Regions from separate parts of the Homo sapiens genome. Here region 1 is linked to region 2. Evidence: read pairs that join two places in POLR2A ChIA-PET (ENCODE). Cell type or tissue: GM12878. All regions are shown on one strand.

Region 1 (8,000 bases), 64 kb after region 2:
CTAGCCCATCGGGCTTCACTTACAAGTCACAGACTCAGAAAATTTGAAGATGATGACTGCAGAGCATTAAACCCCAATCACAAGGCTACCTTCTGAATGTGGTGGCTTGTGCGACTGCACTGGTCATACACACACTCATGAAGCTGGCCCTGCAGACGGGACTTTTTGACCACTATATCCTAACAGGATCTCTGTATCCTCACTCTTATCTTTTCCACCTGAATCCACTTTATTTTCCTATAGCACTTACAACTACCTAAAATTATATGTGTTTATTATCTATCTCTCCTATTAGAGTGCAAGCTCCATGAGGACAAGGTCTTTGTCTGCTTCGCTTGCTGCTGTAGGCCAGGAAAGTAGCAGATGCTCAATAAATAGTTGTCAAATTAATGCATGAAAAGTTCACAGAATCAGTTCACACATTTGGCCTACTTTCAGTCACACATGGCATCACCTCCTAAAACCATCATGCTTTGCTCATAAAATTCACTTTGGCATATTTTGCTGCACTTGAGCTAAAGAAGAATTTTTAAATTTTCAGATCTAAAATATGTTGCATCTCTCCCAAGTCCTCATTTTCACCTTTCAAAAGAGAGATGAAAAACTAAAATCTTGTTTAAGAGAGGAAATAATAACAAGGATGATCATATTATTTTCTGTTTACTGAGCAGTGACACCCCTCTCTGCAGACAAGTCAAGAAGAATGATTCTCTCTTGCTCCATGACATTGCCTTGCTCAGTTTTGCTTTTCCCTATACCGCAGCCAGGGGCTCAGGGTCAGGCTTGAGAAGGCTCACCCTGCTGGAATCCATCCACAGTTCCACAACACGTTGTCTCCATTACAGCACATCCCCATCTAGCTAGGATCAGAACAACTCATTTATATTTCTGGCTCCCTGCTCTAGTGGGAGCATTTGGAGGGAGAGACCAGAGCTGCCTCCCACATCCCAGTGCAACCCCATCCTCACTTAGCTAACTCTGATTTATCCTTTGGTTCTCACCTTCAACATTACTTCCTCAGGGAAGCCTTCTTCAAGTGCTCAGACCAGACCCTCACCACACTTTCTCATAGCACCTGGACATCTCCATCAATTTACACAATATCAATGAATTACTTAATTGTGTGATTATTTGTGTAATGACTGTCTCACTTACAGGCTACAAGTTCTATGAGGGAAGGGATCGTCTCATCTAGCACCTAGCCTACTGCCTGACAAAGGGCAGACACTCAGCAAATATATGGTGAATGAACATGCATCTCCTAGTGCCTAGTGGTGGTGTTCAACAGAAGCTTGACAGGCGTTTGTTGAATTATACTGGAGAAATTTTTTTTATCTCACCAATGTGACTTGCTAAGAATGAGTTGTTTTTCCTTATTATCAAAATAAAAGACAGCTTGCATAATTAAGCCATTTTCCAAAGAATGGTCTTTCCTAACTAGAAGACCAGGCGATTAAACCATTTAGAGGTAATAAATGAGCAACTCCTTGGAAACATACAAAGCTCAAGGGTGGACTCAGGTGAGGGCATTTCTCTTTCTCTTATTTGTATCATCATGGACTTTCCTTTCTCTGCTTCCAGGCACAGCCAATTGCATACTATATTTAAACCTATTATCTATGGCCAAGCTTTGTATCCCTTAAAATCATTATGTTCCGGCTCTTCGAGCTATTCGATACTAAAAGTAATTATAGGCAGGCTTTCGGACAAAAACCTAATTCCTTTATGGTTTCTCCTATCCTAATAAAGACTCTAGAGGTAAGGATTCAAATAAGACTGAAGGTTGTAAATTGCATTGTGAGGAAGGATAAATCATTCTTTGTCAAGGCAGTGGAGCTGGTCCTCCTTCACAGGCAGAATCAATAGTGACAAATGGCGAGGCTGGAAACAAATGCTTTGCTCCAGTGGCCAGGTGTCATGGTAAGTCCTAATAGGAGATTTAGCTTTATTTGGTGATTGTTATTTCTGTGGGTCTTTTATGTTTTAATCCATTGATTCTCTATTTACAAATAATGGAACATGAGACTGATAAATAATATATGTCAACAATATTCAGAATAGAGGTTAACACTTTTCTGAAGTGTTGGATGGGTCTTTTTAAAAAATAAGCAAAGCAGGTGTTGTCCACCAGTCCTGAAGTCTGAGGGTCCTGGCCCCTCAGGGCCAGTAGTGCAGAGGCTGCTGTCACCATTGTCCCTGTGTCTCATTTGCTGCCACTTCTCCCCGACATCCCTCCCACCGCCATCTCACCTCTGTCATGCCTCCCTGGTGTGACATTAATCACAGCATGCCTAGTGGCTTCTGGAGAAACCACACTCTATGAAATGTAATTTATGACCTTAATACTGTTAACCGCATGGCATCTTTTATATTATTACAACTGATTAGGCAGTAGCCATAATGAAACTATATATAAATTTAAAATATATATAACATATATATACAAATTTAAAAATATATAACTTAAATATATGTAAATTTAAAATATATACACATAAATATGGTGTGTGTGTGTGTGAATGGAATAACTTTTTTTTTTTTTTGAGACAGAGTTTTGCTCTTGTTGCCCAGGCTGGAGTGCAATGGCGCTCACAGCAACCTCCGCCCCTCGGGTTCAGGGAATTTTCCTGCCTCAGCCTCCCGAGTAGCTGGGGATTACAGGCATGCGCCACAGGCCTGGCTAATTTTGTATTTTTAGTATAGATGGGGTTTCTCCATGTTAGTCAGGCTGGTCTCGAACTCCTGACCTCAAGTGATCCGCCCGTCTCAGCCTCCCAAAGTGTTGGGATTGATTACAGGCGTGAGCCACCGCACCCAGCTGGAATAACTTATTCTTATTTGAGTTTCCCTTTTATCAAGGCAAAATGATCACTGGCCTCCTCAAATGCGATTATGTTCTTTTTTTTTTTTTTTTTTTAGACAGGGTCTCACTCCGTCACCCAAGCTGGAGTGCAGTGATGCGACCACAGCTCACTGCAGCCTCTACCTCATGGGCTCAGATGTGTGCCACCACACTTGGCTAATTTTTGTGTATACTTTTGTAGAAACGGGGTTTTACCATGTTGCCCAGGCTGGTCTTGAGTTACTGAGCTCCACCAATCCACCCGCCTCAGCCTCCCAAAGTGCTGGGATTACATGCATGAGCCACCCTGCTCAGCCAATATGTTGTTTTTTTCTCTAAGACATATAACCAAATTTTCTTCCCTCTAAAAGTCTCATTTAATAGTTTTCCTCTGACTCAATATCCAAATAATGAAGCCAGAGCTGAAAGGCTCAAGGACCTTGGAGATGGTGGTTGGTGATGACAGAGATTGAATCTAAGCTCATATCAGCCTATTACGAGAACTGGAAGACTTCAGTAAACATCATTAGCTTTGTTTTAGCTGTTCCCTGAAGGTGACAGTAGAGTCAGTTGACAATGAGAATGTAATGCAATTTGGGCTGGAACGGGATCCTAAATGAAAAGCATTGATGTGAAAACAGGTGATGCTAAGTCCTGTTTAGGAATCAGGTTCAGGTTTAAAGAAACCTCCTCCCCACTGTAACAGATTTAGGCTGAGCACATCCTTGAAGACTTGGTCCGGACACCATTCATAGTGCAGATGACAGTCAGTTCTTCCACTATGCTTATTAGCACTTACCATCTCAAACGGTACTCATTTGTTTTTGCAGTCTCTCTGCTCCCACTAACCTTTGATATCTGGGAAGGCACAACCCCCACTGACCATAACTTTATGGCCTAGTTTAAAGCCTGGTGTACAAGGTGCTCACATAGAAGCCACATGTTTTATTGATGAGCAGATAAGTAACTCAGCAGGGTTTCCTAGAAGATTTAACCTTCTTTTACATTTGTTTCCTCATTAAGAGAAAGCTTTGGCTGGGCATGATGGCTCACGCCTGTCATCCCAGTACTTTGGGAGGCCGAGGTGGGTGGATCACGAGGTCAGGAGTTCGAGGCCAGCTTGGCCAAGATGGTGAAACCCCGTCTCTACTAAAAATACAAAAATTAGCTGGGTGTGGTGGCAGGTGCCTGTAATCCCAGCTACTCAGGAGGCTGAGGCAGGAGAATAGCTTGAACCCAGGAGGCAGAGGTTGCAGTGAGCTGAGATTGCACCACTGCACTCCAGCCTGGGTGACAGAGTGAGACTTCGTCTCAAAAAAAAAAAAAAAAAAAAAAGAGAGAGAGAGAGAGAGATAAAGCTTTTTTATTATGGAGATTTTTGAAAATACCCAAACTAGATTATTATATTACACATGCACTCAAGCTAAGCCTAACCAATCCACACCCCATCTTCTTCCTCCTTCACATTGCTTTTTTCCCCATAAGTTATTGGGGGTACAGGTGGTATTTGCTTACATAAGTTCTTTAGCAGTGATTTGTGAGATTTTGGTGTACCCATCACCAAAGTATACACTGCACTATATTTGCAGTCTTTTATCCCTCGACTCCCTCCCACTCTTCCCAAGTCCCCAAAGTCCACTGTATCGTTTTTATGCCTATGTGTCCTCATAGCTTAGCTCCCACATATCAGTGAGAACATACAATGTTTGGCTTTCCATTCCTGAGTTACTTCACTTAGAATAATAGTCTCTAATCTCATCCAGGTCATTGCAAATGCTGTTAATTCATTCCTTCATATGGCTGAGTAGTATTCCATCATATGTATTTTTCATAGTTTCTTTATCCACTCACTGATTGATGGGCATTTGGGTTGGTTCCACAATTTTGCAATTGTGAATTGCCTCTCATTGCTTTTTCTTTTTTTGAAATAGGGTCTCACTCTGTCACCCAGGCTGGAGTGCAGTGGCACAATCGCAGCTCACTGCAGCCTCTACCTTCTGGGCTCAAGGGATCCTCCTGTGTCAGCCTCCTTAGTAGCTGGGACTACAGGCATGCACCACTATGCCCAGCTAGTTTGTTTTGTTGTTTTTTTTCAACTTTATTTTTTGCACAGATGGAGTCTTGCCATGTTGCTCAGGCTGGTCTCTAACTCCTGGCTTTAAGTGATTCTCCCACCTTGGCCTCCCAAAGTGGTGGGATTACAGGCATGATGAGCCCCTGCGCCTGGTCTGTTCACATTGTTTTGAAGCACTTACAGATATGTAAGTGCTTCATATGACTTCATCCCTAAATATTTTGGTTTGGGTCTCTAAAAGATAAGGACAGATTTAAAAAAATGCCCACAATAACCTCCATCATCACATCTAAAACTAAAAACCTACAATCCTACAATTTCTTAATAGCATCAACTATTGAGCCCCCGTTCAAATCTGTAGTGTCGTGTGTTTTTGTAGATTGAATCAGGATCCCAATCAGATGCACATATTGCAATCTTTTCTATTTCTTTTATTTTTTAACTCTTTGAGATAACTGTAGGTTCATATGCAGTTGTAAACACTAATGCAGAGAGATCCCTATGCCTTTCACCCAGTTTCTCTCAATGTTAATACCTTGCCTAAAAGAAGTACAATATCACAACCAGGAAATTGACATTGATATAATCTACCAACCTTACTCACATTTCAACTGTTCTACACATGCTAATTTGTATGTGTGTTTAGTTCTATGCATTTCTAATCATGTGCAGATTTGTGTGACCACTACCACAGTCAAGACCCAGAACAGTTCCATCACAAAGGTCCCTCCTGCACAGGCACCTTCTTCCTGCGTCTCCTTCCTAACCCATTCACCTGTTCCCCATCTCTATAATTTTGTCATTTCAAGAATGTCATATACGTGGAATCATGCAGGACATAATCTTTCAAGATGGACCTTTTTCACTCAGCATAATTCCCTGACATCTATCCAAGTTATAGCATGTATGAATAGCTTGTTCCATTTGATTGCTAAGTAGTATTCCATGGAATAGATGTATCACAGTTAAACAGTCAACCATTCACTCACTGAAGGACATCTAGGTTGTTTCCAATTTGGGGCTATTATTAACAAAGCTGCTATGAACATTCATGCATAGGTTCTTGTGTGAACATAAGTTATTATTTCTCTGGGATAAATGCCCAAGAGTGCAGTTGCTGGGTTGTTTGATAAGTACATATGTTGTAAGAAATTGCCATATTCTCTTCTGAATGGGTGTACCATTTTACGTTCCCACTAGTAATGGATGAGTGATTAGTTTCTCTGCATCCTTACTAGCATTTGGTTTTAGTATTTTTTAGTTTAGCTATTTTGGTAGGTGTGTAGTGATATCTTGTTGTAGTTCTTTTTTAGTTTTAGTATAAAAGCTCACTTTTGTCCTAATAGAAAAGCTTATTGTAAAAAACATGGATAACAAGACAATCATAAAAAGCAAAATAAAAACCATCCATAATTCTCTTCATTCAGATATAACTACAGTTAGTATGTTAGTATATATTTTTCTAGTATTTTTCTGCAGACTTATCTATTCATCTAGCTATTTACATTTGATAAAACTAGAAACATAAGATACAATTTTGCATTCTATTCTTTCTCATAATGTTATGTGGGGAATATTCTTATGTATCCTATGGCATATTATTTGAAAACTTTTTTTTTTTTTTTTTTTTTGAGATGGCATCTCACTCTGTTGCCCAGGCTGGAGTGCAGTGGCACGATCTCGGCTCACTGCAAGCTCTGCCTCCCAGGTTCACGCCATTCTCCTGCCTCAGCCTCCCGAGTAGCTGGGACTATAGGCGCCCACCACCACGCCCAGCTACCTTTTTTTGTAATTTTAGTAGAGACGGGGTTTCAACGTGTTAACCAGGATGGTCTGGATCTCTTGATCTCGTGATCCACCCGCCTTGGCCTCCCAAAGTGCTGGGATTACAGGTGTGAGCCACCGCACCCAGCCAAAAACATGTTTTTAATGGCTGTATGACACTGTATTTTATGGGACTAATTTTTAACTATTATTTTTGGACATTTATGTTATTTTCAATTTGGATATTATAAACATTTCTTTGAATGTCATACATATACATGGATTTTAACTTACATCTCTAGTTAGTTCTTTATAATAGATTGTATAACTGGGATTATAGGTCAAAGTGTATAAACATTTTTAAGACTTTTGGCACATACGTACACATGTCCAGAGTGCTTTCCAGGAAGATTACATTTTTTACTCATCAGAGTGCATATCTCACCAGATCCTCAATAACAGTAAACATTTTTCAACTTTGCTTTTGTCTTTTTAATTTTTGTTTTTAATCTTTTTATCTTTGCCAAGTTGATAGAGAAATTAATTTGCATCGTTTGTTAGTAAATGAAGTTGAAATCTGTTCATAAATTTTCTTATCTATTTGTATTTCTTCCTTCATTGTTAGTGTTTGCCCTTGGCCTGGTTTTCATTGGTATGTTCATCTTTTTCTTATTAATTTGAAAAAAAATCTTTATATATTATGGATAGTAATTATTCTTTTCTTGTATTTGTAGAAAATATTTTTCTTTGTTGGTCAGTTCCCATTTTTCTGGCTGTGAGATTTTTTTCACTCATTTCTTTATTCTAGAAGCATTTATTGGATGTATTTTACATGCCAAAGAGTGTGCTAGTAACAGAATTTTTTAAAAAAAAAACTGAATATCAAAGTTCACATCCTCAGGGAATTCAGAATTTAGTGAGAAACACACACACATAAATAAATGTTTCCATTATGCCTATTTCAAAAGGAATAGATATGGAATTCCGTGGGACACAGAAAAAGGAAATATAACTGGGCAGGCTTCTTAGAGGAGGTAATGTTTCAGCTGGACCCAAAGAATGAGCAGGAACTGGCTAAGTGCAGAGGTGGGAGAGGAAGTCCCAGGCAGGAGGAGCATATGCATAAAAGCAGAGAGTCAAGATGGTGCCTGGTGGGAGCAGTGTAGCTGAGCAGGGATGGGAAATGAGATAATGAAAAAACTCATCTTGTTTCTGAAAATACAGAAACTAAAGATATTGGAGCAAAACAGGAAGTTATTCTACATCAAGGATCTGGTCAGGGTCTGTGTTTTTCATCTGTGGAGTAACAAGCCCAAGGGA
Region 2 (8,000 bases):
CTGTTCTTGAACTCCTGACCTCGTGATCCACCAGCCTCGGCCTCCCAAAGTGCTGGGATTACAGGCGTGAGCCACTGTGCCTAGCCCCACATTTTCTTTATTCATTCATCTGTTGATGGACACTTAGGTTGCTTCTAAATCTTAGCTATTATAAACAGTGCTGCAACAAACATAGGAGTGCAGATATCTCTTTGATGAACTGATTTCCTTTCTTTTGGGTTTACTTTCAGTAGGATTGTTGGATCATACGGCAGCTAAATTTTTAGTTTTTTCAGGAACCTCCAAACTGTTCTCCATGGTGGTTGTACTAACTTACATTCCCACCAACAGCATATGGGGTTCCCTTTTCTCCATGTCCTTGCCAGCATTTGTTATTGCCTTCTTTTGGATATAAACCATTTTAACTGGGGTGAGAGTATATCTCATTGTAGTTTTGATTTGCATTTCTCTGATACTCAGTGATGCTGAGCACCTTTTCATATACCTGTTTGCCATTTGTATGTCTTCTTTTGAGAAATGTCTATTGAGATCTTTTGCTCATTTTTTATTGGATTATTAAATTTTTTTTCCCCTATAGAGTTGTTTGAGCTCCTTATGTATTCTGGTTATTAATCCCTTGTGGGATGGGTAGTTTGCAAATATTTTCTCCCATTCTGTGGGTTGTCTCTTCACTTTGCTGACTGTATTTTCTCTGCAGAAGCTTTTTAACTTGATGTGGTCCTATTTGTCCATTTTTGCTTTGGTTGCCTGTGTTTGTGGGATATTGCTCAAGGAATTTTTCCGCAGACCAATACCCTGGAGATTTTCCCCAATGTTTTCCTATAGTAGTTTCATAGTTTGAGGTCTTAAATTTAAATCTTTAATCCATTTTGATTTGATTTGTGGATATGGTGAGAGATAGGGGTCTAGTTTCATTCCTCTGCATATGGATATCTAGTTTTCGCAGTATCATTTATGGAAAAGCCTGTCTTTTCCCCAGTATATGTTCTTGGCATCTTGTCAAAAATGAGTTCACTGTAGGTGTGTGGATTTGTTTCTGGGTTCTCTATTCTGTTCCATTGGTCTATGTGTCTGTTTTTATGCCAGTACCTTGCTGTTTTGGTTACTATAGCTCTGTAGTATAATTTGAAGTCAGGTAATGTGATTCCTTCAGTTTTATTCTTTTTGCTTAGGATAGCTTTGGCTATTCTGGGTATTTTGTGGTTCAATATATTTAGGATTGTTTCTTCTATTTCTGTAAAGAATGCCATTGGTATTTTTGTAGGAATTGCATTGAATCTGTAGATTTTTTGGGGTAGTATGGACATTTTAACAAGATTTAGTCTTCCAATCCATGAACGTGGAATATTTTTCCATTTTTTGGTGTCTTCTTCAATTTCTTTCAATTGAGACCAATTTTGAAAGACATTCTGGTTAAAATGGTATCAAAGCTGGGCATGGTGGCTCATGCCTGTAATCCAAGCACTTTGGGAGGCCGAGCTGGGCAGATCACAAGGTCAGGAGATCAAGACCAGCCTGGTCAACACAGCAAAACCCTGTCTCTACTAAAAATACAAAAACTAGCTGGGTGTGCTGGCATGTGCCTGTAGTCCCAGCTACTCCGGAGGCTGAGGAAGGAGAATCACTTGAACCTGGGAAGTGGAGGTTGCAGTGAGCTGAGATTGTGCCATTGCACTCCAACCTGGGTGACAGAGTGAGACTCCATCTCCAAAAAATAAAATAAAATAAAATAAAATAAAATAAAATGGTATCAAACAGTATCTCATGCTACAGAGAAAACTTTCGTGAAAGGAAGAGTCAATCAATGAGACAAACTTCATGTCTTATTTTAAGAAATTGCTACAGCCACCCCAGCTTTCAGCAACTACGACTGTGATCAGTCAGCAGTCATCAATATTATGGCAAGATCCTCCACAAGCAAAAAAATTACAACTCCCTGACAGCTCAGATGATCATTAGCACTTTTTAGTAATAAAGCATCTTTTAATTAAGGTATGCTCATTTTTTTCTAGACATAATGCTGTTGCACACATAGTAAACTACAGCATAGTATAAACATAACCTTTATATGCACTGCAAAACCAAAAAAAAAATGTGTGTGACTGGCTTTATTGTGATATTTGTTTTATTTCAGTGGCTGAAACTCAACCAACAATATTCCCAAGGTATGCCTGTTCAGTCACATTCTGAGGTACTGGGGTTTAGGACTTCAATATATGAATTTGGAGACACAATTCAGCCATAACAACACAATATAAATATTTTTCTGGACTTACCTGGGACTTCCCATGATGGGCATTTAGCACACAGTAGGAAATAGCTTTGTTGACCATTTTTCCACTACATCATCATGGCGAGAGGCAGCAGGAGAGACCTGACAGCACTCTGAGCTTGCTCTCTGCTGCTGTGGGGCCAGGATCTTCTGCGGCTATGGGCCTCCAGTCCCACTCAGCAAATAAATGAGCCATATTCCCTTTGGGTTTGAAATGCTTTTTTGTAGGAAAGGAATAATCAAATACTTAACAGCTACTAACTGTTAAGTATTAACAGGGAGAAACAGGTGTGCATGGGCTGTGGGCATTTGTCTCTGTTTACATTTGTAAGTGTCTTCTGGAACAGCCCATCCAGGCCCTTTAAGGAGCTTTCACCAGCTAAAGGAAAAACTACCAACAGGGAGGCCAGGTCACTTTTCTTCCAAATTCTTCCCAAAGTATTTACTTTCATCTGCTGGGAAAAGACCTCAACAAACATTTATCAAGGACCTCTTTTGTGCCTGAGGCTGTGCTGGGTCTGGAAGGAATGTACTGCTTCACTGGGCCTGTTTAGTAAATACAGACATTGCTCAACCAACAAGGAGGAGAGAGAGTCCGTGGGTTCAGGAGCTGGGAATTCACTTGTGCCAGCAGAATGTAGGAGGGCCCTGGTCAGGAAGATAGGTTATTTGGTGCTGCTATGTTATTTTTTATTTTGCCTCTTTACGGATGTAAGGAAGAGACATGCCCACGTTACCTGCGAGCCATCTCTCAGTGGCACAGAATCCCATCCTCTCAACATTGCTGCGTCCCAGTGCTTCCAAGGTGGTGGGGGTGAGGAGAGGGTTCAGTGCTTTTCATGGAATCTGGATTTCAACTTAAGGCCAATAGATTTACCCTCTTTCTGAATGTCTAGAATTTATCCTAGCAGAGGATCTAGCTGTGTCAATTTACCCTTCTCCAAAACGGAGCTCTGCTATCTGCCAGAAGCAAAGGACATTTGTCGTTTTTGCCTGCCCAGCTTACCTCCCACTTCTCTTGGAAATAAAACCACACTTTCCTTCCTGGAACCCATTCTATGTGGTTCAGGTGGGGCTGACCTCACCTCCCCCAATGCAGGGAAGGTGCCCTGTCCTTAGTCTAGCCAATAGGAGTAGCTCTCTAGCCCTTGTCACAGTGATTGGCACAGAGCTGGGCATATGACTCAAGCACAGCCAAACAGAGTCTGCTTCAGGCATTGATGTGGCAGCCACAGGAGAGCAGTTCCGCCCTCCTCTTGGATAACATGCTCTAAGGATGGCTTGGAACTGCTTGCAGCCATCTTCTCCAGTGGTACAGGGGCACAGAGGACACTTTCATCATCTGGAGAAAATGAAGCCAATGTACAAAGAGAAATCGCAGAGAGATGGAAAGCTAAAGGCAACCTTAAAGACAATCTTTGAGCCTCTGGATCCATCTCTTCTCAGGAGCTAATACATTTCCTATGTTGCTTATACTCCTTTGAGCTGGGTTTCTGTCACTGGGATTGGAAAACTGACTGTTGCAGCAACAGGGTTTTGTACTGAGCCTCCTCAGAGACAGTCAGCATTTCTCATGCTTGGCCCATGGTGTTTACCCTTGGCTGGAGCCCTGATTCTCATTAAACTAATTACGGGCAGAGTATGAGGACTACATTCACTCAGAGATCAGGGCACAAAGCATTGCAATTTTATGCAGAGATTACTGCTGAGGACCACTCCCCTTGGAAGTAAGCTGTGGACTAGAGAGTCATTTCACACTTAAACCCTTCCCTCTATGTCTTTGGCCTTTAAACTCTGGTTTCTATTCTTTACTTTCTGAGTGTGTATTTTCAAATCACCCCTTGGGGAGGGGTCTCAGGAACATCCCAGGCTCCATATCAAATGCAGGAAGGTATTTACCATGCATGACAGGTTTCCTATAGTTCTTTGGACTGCAGAGGAGTACTGCGCTGCACGCATGAGCATGGGTGGTGGGGTCAGATGGAATGAAGATCTTTGGCTTTGAGGCAGTGTAACCTGTCTGCCTTCCTCTGTCATTGTGAGTTCCTCAATTCACGTTACTGTCAACCTCTCCCCATGTCTCCAAATTACCCTGTGGCCCACTGGCCATTTTATATGCACGTCATTCTAGCCTCAGAACATGCCATTTCCCTTCCGCTAATGTCTTATTGCCTGTATGAATCTAAACTTGAGGGAGTCTACTGGATTATCTTGCCCACGACCATAGCAGTTTTGTTTGTTTGTTTGTTTGTTTTGAGACAGAGTCTCACACTGTTGCCTGGGCTGGTGTGCAATGACACAATCTCGGCTCACTACAACCTCTGCCTCCCGGGTTCAAGCGATTCTTCTGCCTCAGCCTCCGTAGCTGGGATTACAGGTGCCTGCCACCACGCCTGGCTAATTTTTTGCATTTTTAGTAGAGATGGGGTTTCACTATATTGGCCAGGCTGGTCTCAAACTCCTGAACTTGTGATCTGCCTGCCTCAGCCTACCAAAGTGCTGGGATTACACGCGTGAGCCACCACGCCCGGCCAACCATAGCAGTTTACATGTGGGTTTGGTTTGGGACTGAGAGTCAAGATCCACTGAGGGGCGTGGCCTCTCTTCCAGTATTTACTTTTGTTTGCAAATGAGTACATATTCCGACTCCGACTCCGAAGTCTTATAAAGCTTTTCTAACTCAATTTTCAGAGGTAACAATAGACTCAACCTGAACATTTGATTGACAGTATCCTCTGCTTCCTTTTGCACAGGGTACTTGTGTCATTTCTCCTCCTCTAAGTAATTGCGGCAGCTTTGGTTTCTCTCTTTGCTATGTGACACAGCATGAAGGTTTGGACAGGAGTTTAACTATTACCCTTTAATGTTTTTGTTGTGTTACTGTCAAATTGTGTCTTCTTAAAGGTTGCTTCCTGTCCTTTCTTAGGAGCAGGAAAAAAAAAGTGGCTGTGTGTCTTATGCCCTATCTGTATAAAATGCTTTTCATTATTGATAAAGATACACTATTCCAGGAGACTCACCTATTTAACCAGGTCAAGAGCTGGAAACCTTTCTCCAGTCTGTGTTCAGCCTCTAGTCCCACAGTGGTGTGAATACAAAGCAGTCTTCCTTGCAGGTGTTCAGCACACAGGCCGTAAGCCAAGAGCAGTAGATGGCATGCAGAAGGAAGAGGGTCACTTTCTGCTTCATCATTTGGGATTCTAGTGGACCCAGAGAAGGAACGCCAAGGAGAGGACCTAGACTCGTAACCCCCACATGCCACACTTTTATTTCTCCTAAGATTAACGATGTTTATCACTATTTGAGGTACTGTTAATGTGCCAGATACTTTAAGTGCTTGGCATATGTTATCTAAACCTTAAAAGAATTTTATGAGGTGGAGAATATGATTCCCATTTTATACATAAACAAACTCAAAGATGTTGAGAGAATACCTGAAGAAGTTAAAAGGCTGTCACGCAGCCAGAGGTGACCCTGGGCTTTTGAGTGCTGGCAGGTGGCAAGCACCCAGGTGAGAGCTGTGGGGTGGCCTGCAGACCCCGAGGAGTTAGAAACAGAGGCCTTGGGACAGGCTCCAGGAAGGTGGCCTGTGTGAGAACCTCTCTAGTCCCCAGTGCTCCTGGGAGAGGCAGCTCAAGTGCAAAGCCAGATGCACCCTGCAGTGGGGTGAGAGAGGGGCATAGATCACCTTCCAGAAATAGCTGCCGAGTTGATGTTAAATTTTGTAGGTTTTCTTGATTCCGTTTGTTAATATAATCTTGTGCTCATGGGTGTTAAAAGATGTGGGCCTGAGGTAATATTCATTTGGCTTATTGTAATAGTTACTCCTGGGCATTACACATGCTAAACAAAGCAAAATATTCACCAAGCTCTCAATCTGAGCTCCTTGGGTCAGTAAGCAGAGGTCACAATCTTTTCCTAGTCCCACTAGTGAGTTAAATTCTGGAATGGCTCTGAATTATCAATATGTCAATAAAATGTCAGTCAGCCAGAGCGACATGCTATTGCAGTATTGACTGTCGGATCCTAAAGCAAAAACATGTTTTAATTGTTTTTGCTGAGTGTAGGGAAGCCAGTAAGTAGAGACCAGGTTTGAGAGGGTTAGAGATTGCCACTGATCTTTATTTTTCAGTTTTGAGAGTCTTGTAGCATTGTGGAACCCATTTCTCATTTTCGCCCACAGAATTTATATCAGAGTCAGAAACAGGAACCTGCAAAGGGAAATATCTGAGAAAACAGGCTGTTCCAGGCTTACCTGGTAGGGCAGGGCTGGTGCCCAGGTACAATCATTGGCCAGTGTAAATATATGCGAGTCAGCTAGTGGTGATGACTTTGAAGCATGGGAGGAGGAGATGGGTGCCGCCTTTAGCTCCATAAGCATTTGCTTCAACTGATTAGACTCTCCAGGTACAGCGTGGTGAGGAATGAGACTAACAGCAGCCAGACTGCAAAACTGTGGGTGTGGCATGTCTTCCGGAAAGACCTCCTTATCTTTCCCCATAGAGCAACAATGGTTCCCCTTTTTCTTTGCTTTAGCCCAAAGGTGGGTCTCATCTTGGAAGTCACTTAGGGTTCTCTTTTTCCTGAGGGACACACGTGGGCAAAGATTTGAATACGTCTGCGCCCAGGGGCTTTTCCATCCTAAGGACCTTGTCGCCTTTTGTGCTTTGCCTTGTTTCTCTTTTTCTTTTCATTCTACTCTTTTTCTTTTTTTTGAGGCGAAGCCTTGCTCTGTTGCCCAGGCTGGAGTGCAGTGGCACGGTCTTGGCTCACTGCAGCCTCCACCTCCTGGATTCAAGCGATTTTCCTGCCTCAGCCTCCCAAGTAGCTGGGACTACAGGCACGCACCATCACACCCAGCTAATTTTTTTTTTTTTTTTTTTTTTGTATCTTTAGTAGAGACGGGGTTTCACCATGCTGGCCAGGCTGGTCTCGAGCTCCTGACATCAAGCGGCCTCAAGAGGCCCCCCTCGACCTCCCAAAGTGGTGGGATTACAGGCGTGAGCCACTGTGTCTGGCTATCTTTTCATTCTACTCTTAACTCTCACCCTAACCCACAGGAGACCTTATGCAAACTGGAAAAAGAACATCTCTCTTGGCAGGTGTAGCCTGTACCAGGCTGCATGGCCGGGTGGGCAGATGATGGGCTGGACTTGGGCCCCCAATTTTCCCCTCAGTGGGTATTCTTGTGCAGTGAACACTGCATAGCTGAATGTGGTAGCCCTGTTAATGCTCATCATTTTCTTATCTTGTACTACAAAGGTAAGCTGCAGAGCCTTTTGGGGGCAAGGCAGGTGTAAAATGAATTAAGTATTAATGCGATATAGCTGAGTAGGCTATTCCCCCACTGTTAACTTGACAGAGTGGTACCAGGTGGGGTCCCACACACCTGGTGGGGGAGTAGTGGTCACCCCTGGAGGGGGCTTCTTTAGAAATACAGATATGCTTTGCGGGGTGAGCTGAATGGAAACTGCAGCCACTACTGGGGAGTGAGGGTGAGTCTAGGCACAGGCAGGAATCAGCGTGGATTTTGAGAGGCGTAGATGGAACGATTCTGGAGTAGAAAGAGTGAGGTGTTTTGATGCTGTCAGATGGCAGCTGAAACAGACAGCAGAAGCTGTCATTAACTGGTCAGAGCCGATGGCAGGAAGAAGATAAGAGAGGAAAGCAGAGCAGGACAGAGGAAAGAAGAGAAGAGGAGGAGAAGAGACAGAGGACAGGGAGGGGA

The links. Peaks named below come from ENCODE experiments on the same cell type or tissue, not always from the same donor. Only the 100,000 strongest peaks of a DNase experiment are listed, where the experiment ranks them.
Region 1: POLR2A ChIA-PET joins it to region 2 with 14 read pairs; 2 of 35 experiments call an interaction of 5 or more read pairs at or near these places.

Annotation. Positions count from the first base shown.
Region 1 is chr1:113,267,500-113,275,499 of GRCh38, forward strand. No RefSeq gene overlaps it. Among named protein-coding and RNA genes, the nearest start is that of MAGI3, 120 kb to the right of the region's middle. In GM12878, no CTCF peak of the experiment used is centred here; no DNase peak of the experiment used is centred here.
Region 2 is chr1:113,203,786-113,211,785 of GRCh38, forward strand. LOC643441 (a long non-coding RNA gene) reads right to left here and starts at 2,468. Exons shown (of 3, transcript NR_038846.1): 1 at 2,277-2,468. In GM12878, no CTCF peak of the experiment used is centred here; no DNase peak of the experiment used is centred here.